Linked DNA regions of Homo sapiens: region 1 is linked to region 2. The links are chromatin loops, found by intact Hi-C in ENCODE. Cell type or tissue: natural killer cell. All regions are shown on one strand. Each heading gives the region's core, and the rest is flanking DNA. Links, peaks and the distances in the headings are about the cores only.

What was found. Peaks named below come from ENCODE experiments on the same cell type or tissue, not always from the same donor. Only the 100,000 strongest peaks of a DNase experiment are listed, where the experiment ranks them.
Region 1: it touches region 2 in a loop (4-fold over the local background); 2 of 110 quality-filtered maps call a loop at or near these places.

What each region holds. Positions count from the first base shown.
Region 1 is chr6:46,010,001-46,012,919 of GRCh38, reverse strand. The region is part of intron 1 of CLIC5 (chloride intracellular channel 5); the gene reads left to right. Among named protein-coding and RNA genes, the nearest start is that of CLIC5, 4.4 kb to the left of the region's middle. RefSeq lists an enhancer at 1,376-1,425. In natural killer cell, for the core only: no CTCF peak of the experiment used is centred there; a DNase peak (open chromatin) is centred at 1,269; H3K27ac peaks cover 1,911 bases.
Region 2 is chr6:46,174,410-46,177,328 of GRCh38, reverse strand. No RefSeq gene overlaps it. Among named protein-coding and RNA genes, the nearest start is that of ENPP5, 4.9 kb to the right of the region's middle. In natural killer cell, for the core only: no CTCF peak of the experiment used is centred there; DNase peaks (open chromatin) are centred at 1,668 and 2,228; H3K27ac peaks cover 1,882 bases.

The sequences.
Region 1 (2,919 bases), core at 106-2,605, 160 kb after region 2:
TCATTTGATCATCAGCAACTTTATAAGGCTTGATTCACTTATGTGAAAGATAAAGAAAACAAATAAACTGGATTCACAGGTACCTTATGAGACTCGCTGTCAGAGCACTTGATGAGCTGCAGTTTGCTCTTCTTGTAACAGCCCAGGGAACTAAGAATGATAATTCCTCCTGTTCTGTTGAACAATACATGTGCTCACAGAAAGTAGGTAAAATGCCCAAAGGTAGATGGCAGATAGCATTCAGATCCAGTCCTCAAATCTAGCAGTTTAGACTTTGAATTTCTTGCTCTTTTCCAAATACCTATATGTCAGGCCTGATACCTTATTTTGCCAAGTTAGGCTTTCAAGTGCCATCATGGTGACATTTATTTATGTTATTAATCCATTCTAATGTGTTCATAGAATGCTTCCAAGGAGACTAACCCATTTCTGCTATGTACTCCGAGTCTTTCCCTTTCGGGGAACATTCTGACAGTGACTTTTAAGAGATTATTTCCCCACATTTTTAGTTTCTACAATAAGAAATGTTAGATCATGTCAACTCTGATTCTAATGTCCCATAATACCTGTGGATGGCGCAGGGATTTGGAGATGCAGTACCTGAGTTCAAGTCTTGCCTCTGCCTCTAATTAGCTAAATGATCCTGAACAAATTATTTAACTTTCAGGAGCCTCACTGGCCCTCTTAAAACAAGAGCATGGTTATAAATAAGGAGACCATATAATTTATTGTCCAAATCTAGACACTTTTGAGAGTGAAAGGGAATGATATCAATAATTAGGCTGGAACCACAGGTATAACCCAGGATAGTTTGGGAGCAAATAAGGATGTGTGGTCATTCTGGTTATGAAAATACTGTCATTGTAGATTTGCTGTGAGGATTCCATGGGAGAACATAGGTGAAAACACTTTGTAAATTGAAAATTGCTGTAAACACACTGACTTGAATATTATGAGTCCCATGGCAGACTGAACCTTTCTGGACCTGCACGTCCCTGATTTGCCTTGGGGAACAAAGGCCTGGCTCCTTCCTCACTTGCAGGGATATTTTGAGAGTAAATGAGATAATATGTAGCTTGGACTTTGATCCTAAGAGGAGGACAACAGGCTAGAGGTAATGGCAGTGAGTGTGGTTTATTGAAAGAAATAGAGCAAGGAAGTAAAAGCAAAACAGAAAGCAATTTGAAAAGACAAACACAGGATGTGCTGTGTAGGTTAGATCAAGGCATTCCACCCATTTGCATTGCTTCCTCCACTCCCAGTCTCACCCCTGGACCCCAGAAGTGACTAATGATACAGACAAGCTCGCCGCAAGTGTCTCTTCAGCCAGGAACTGAGGTTTCAACAGAAACCAGTGGTTCTCAGCCTTCACTACCTATTCAATCCATTGAGAGAGATTTTAAAACTTCTGATGGCAGTTTGCTCCCCAAGCCGATTACATCAGTGTGTCTGTGGGTGGGACCCTGAAACAATATTTTCATATCCACTCTCAGGTGGCTCCAGCGTGCAGCCCTGGTGGAGAGCCACTGAGTCATAATCAGAGGCAGGTCCAATAGCAGGCAGCTTCTGCCACCGCTGACATAGGTGGCCTTGCTAATGCTGATTAAATGTCCAGAACTTCTAACAGCCTCAGGGCATCACGGTCAGAAGTGTTGTTGATAGAAAGCTTGCATCCAATCACTGCCCAGTTAACAGATGCTGACGAACTATTAAGCCCTATCCACAGGACTCCAGAACAATCGTGTATAGGGTTGGTCTAGTCAAAGAATCATCAATTCAGCATGGGGGAAGTAAAACAGAGTTCTGCTAATTGTCTGATGGAAACGACTAGTCTTTCATTTATTGAGTGGCCCAAAAGTTTCTGAGTGGTGCAGGGTGCAATACAAGTTGTGGTGACTCGTGGTGTGGTCATCTGACTTCCAGAACAGATAGGATCAGATCTTGTGGTGTCGCCTCTATGTCCCTGAGCTACTGTGACTGCCTGGTCACCTTGGGCCGCTTGCCTAAGCATGAGCTCACTAGGTTTTTAAAGTTCCCTTCATCATATTAAGCTACTGTGTTTTTCTTTCCCACTATCTTCAGGTTTTGATCTGTAGTCAATAACGCAATACACAAATTTGCCTGCCCTGCTATGGCAGTGAGTGCTTCTTCTCCTGGTAACACATCCCTGGAGAGCTAGCGTCAAGAGTTGTATGATGCATATTTGAAGTGCCATGGCAGGGTGGTGGGAATGAGGACTGGGTCTGCAGAAGCTGACGTCCACTGCCAGTGTTGAGAGCTCCTGCATCCCTGATGACTTGTGTTGTCTCTTTGGGCATTTATTGGCCCCCTCCATGCAAGACAAAGCGTCTGTCAATTTAGACAGTCAGTTAGGTCAAAAACTTCTCATTCTTGGTTCCCTTTGAGTTGTCAGCTGCTGGCCCCATGTTAGTGGTGGCAAGAGATGTGGTGGAAGAGTGAAACTTTGGTGTCAGGCTCGGGTTCACCAGTGTGTTGGCCAGGATGGGCTGCTTGACCTCTCTGGACCACAGATTTTTTTTTTGTTTTAACCAGTGCAGTGCTAATAGCAGCAGCACATCTTTCATGGAGTTGGTGTCAGCATTTCAAGCTGAGTATGGATCTGGCCTATTAGTAAGTCTTTCTCTGTAGGCTCCATGTAGCCCAATAAGTAAAAGTAAAGCCCTTGGGCTTCCCTCCCTTGATGTGTACAAGAAGTCAGAGGCTCAGTCCTACCAGCTGAATCTCACATCTCAGAACCAAGATACTTCTTGAAAGAAAATGTAAGTTTCCAAAGCAGGTCGTCATTCAGGGAACTGGAAGAGAAATGTTCCCGATTGTTGGAGCTGACCCCTGAGAACACAAGCAGTGAGTCTCATTGCTGCAGACCAATGGCAACTGAAGTACAGTGCAACCACCACT
Region 2 (2,919 bases), core at 327-2,826:
TAGTGTGCGGCCATGAGAAATGAACTCAGTAATGCTGTTGACCATCTTCAAAATGGATTTCAAAAACCAGCAGCACAATATGAGTGTAAAATAGAATCATGACTCAATGATTACCCTGTGAATAAATGAACATTTCAGTGATTCCACAGATGATCATTCTCAGTTACATCACTTGGTTGAAACAGGCCAATGAGGCCTTAAAATGCCAGTTAACCCTGAATTGTATAATTCAAATCGATAAATTTATATTAAATGAATCACATTTCATTTTATGTTAAGCAAATCACGAATAAACCTGTTTTGTTTTTTTAAAAAATAACAGGTTAAAATCCCAGCTACTCGGGAGGCTGAGGCAGGAGAATCGCTTGAACCTGGGAGGCAGAGGTTGCAGTGAGCTGAGATCTCGCTACTGCAGTCCAGCCTGGGCAACAGAGGGAGACTCCATCTCAAAAATAAAATAAAATAAAATAACGGGTTAAATCAGCCTGTTATTTTAAAACAGCCCCATCACCATGACTAGAACAGCTAACTCTGGCCAAAGAACCCCAACATGTAGTATGTCCTAGCAAGAATAGATGAGTAGATCAGCATAAATCCATTCACACTGAATGGATTTTCCTACAAAATAGGGTTCTCATTAGAAAGCAGAGAAGTATATAGGTCAGGAGATTGCCCAAGCAAGGTGTGGGAGGATGGAGTCCTTTGTGGAATCAGACAACAGGTGTGGAGGAGTAAGGATGAAAGTGACTAGAAGAATAGCAAAGCTCTCAAGGATTTTATACATTACATGCATTTTCTAGATGAAAGGCTATTCAAAATTTTACAAAGGTCAAATCAGAGCACCTTCATAAGCCAGGTTCCTCTGTTGCCTATGACTTCGGACTTCCCTACAGTGATCTGCTGCTTAATGATGGGCAAAGAACAGGACTAGCTTTGAGCAAATTATGAGGGATGCCAGCTTAGAGTCTGCTCCCCTTCCTTTTTCTGTTTTCACTTTCCTCTAGAGCTGCCCCCTGTATTTACTAACCTTTGAAAGACAGAACCCACCTGCATTCTTCTAAGGGCTTTTCTCCCCAACCAATTATGCAAATTGGAGCGAATCAGACAACCTTAGTCACACACGTGTATATAAATAGCTAATAGAGGTGGTGCATATGACATCTCTCCTGAGAGAAAAGCCTTAAGGCTAAGAGATTAATTTCCAATTATGAAATTGCAACCATCCAGGAATTGGGCAGGGAGAACTCTCCCATGACATCCCCCGCCCCTTCCCTGCCAAGAACACCTTAAAGGCATAAAGCACTTGCTGCCTGCTTGGCCTGTTCATAAAGATTCACACTTACCAAAGAATTCCTTGGTGCAACCTCAAGCTACAAAATTGTTGCAAAGAATATTTACATTTACATTTTAAGTGCAAATACCTAGAGTGGAAAAATGTATTTTTGATCTGGATAGAGGACAATATTTTTAGGTCCTCCCCCACTGCTAGTAAATTTACAGAATTACAATACCCATAAGGAGCCAATAAGTTTTTAAATAGTGATGTTAAACTAAGTATGTTCAGGCATCTAAGGGGTGTTATGTGCTTTACAAAGAACTGAGAATGTGGTTTTAACAAAATGTTTTCACCCCATATACCACAAACACATGTGCAGTTTCGTATTTGGCTCCTGAGAATATGTCTTACAAAATAGGCCTCAAACCAACACCAAAAGATGACTATCTCTCCTGCTATATGACTGCATCCTGCACTGAGTTAGTTATTCAACAAATGACATTCAGTTATGGCCTAGAAAATATTTGTAGTAGAGACGGGGTTTTACCATGTTGGCCAGGCTGGTCTCGAACTCCTGACTTTGTGATTCGCAAAATATAAAAATTTAGCCTGGTGTGGTGGCGCGTGTCCGTAATCCCAGCTACTCGGGAGGTTGAGGCAGGAGAATTGCTTGAATCTGGGAGGCAGAGGTTGCAGTGAGCCAAGATCACACCACGGCACTCCAGCCTGGGCGACAGAGCAAGACTCTATCCCAAAAAAAAAAAAAAAGAAAAGAAAAAGAAAAAGAAAGAAAGAAAGAAAAGAAAAAGAAAATAATTGTTTAGCCTTGTTTTGGTTTTACTTCATAGTTTCCTGACTTCATTCATGAGGGAAAAGGAATGACACCCAGCAGAGCAGGCCCCGTGGAGCTCCTGCACTTGCAAGCACTCACACCCTGCAGGAAGAACTGGTATACACCCGTACACACAGGAAAGGCCACTGAGAGTCAAACACCACCAGCACCAATTTGTGAACTTTGGTGAGGTGTGAGGTATTATCGCAGGGTAGGGTTTATTTATTGTTGCTGCTGTTTACTGAGGTATAATTTCCACACAGTAAAATTAAACATTTTTAGGCACATAGTTCTCTGAATATTGACAAACTTAGTGATGTGACTACAAAAGCAATCAAAATTCTATCACATAAAAAAATTCTTTGTGCCCCTTTCTAGCCAATCCCCTCCCCTCACCCCTAGTCCTTGGCAAATGCTGATTTGGTTTCTATTTCCATTGTTGCCCTTTCTAGAATATCATATAAACAGAATCACACAGTGTATGGCCATTTGTGTCTGGCTTCGTTCACCTAGAAAAACGCTTTTGAGATTCATCCATGTTGTTGCATGCATGAGTTCTGTATTCCTTCTTACTGCCAAACAGTACTGCATTTACGGACACACTACAATTTGTTTATTCACTAGTTGAGGGACATTTGGATGGTTTCTAGCTTTACATGATTATGAATAAAGCTGCTGTAAAAAGTTGTTGACCGGTTTTTCAGTGGACGTCTGTCTTCATTTCTCTTAGATAAATACTCAGGAGTGAGATTCCTGGGTTGTATGTCACGTGTATATTTAACTTTATAAGAAACTTCAAAACTGACTTCCA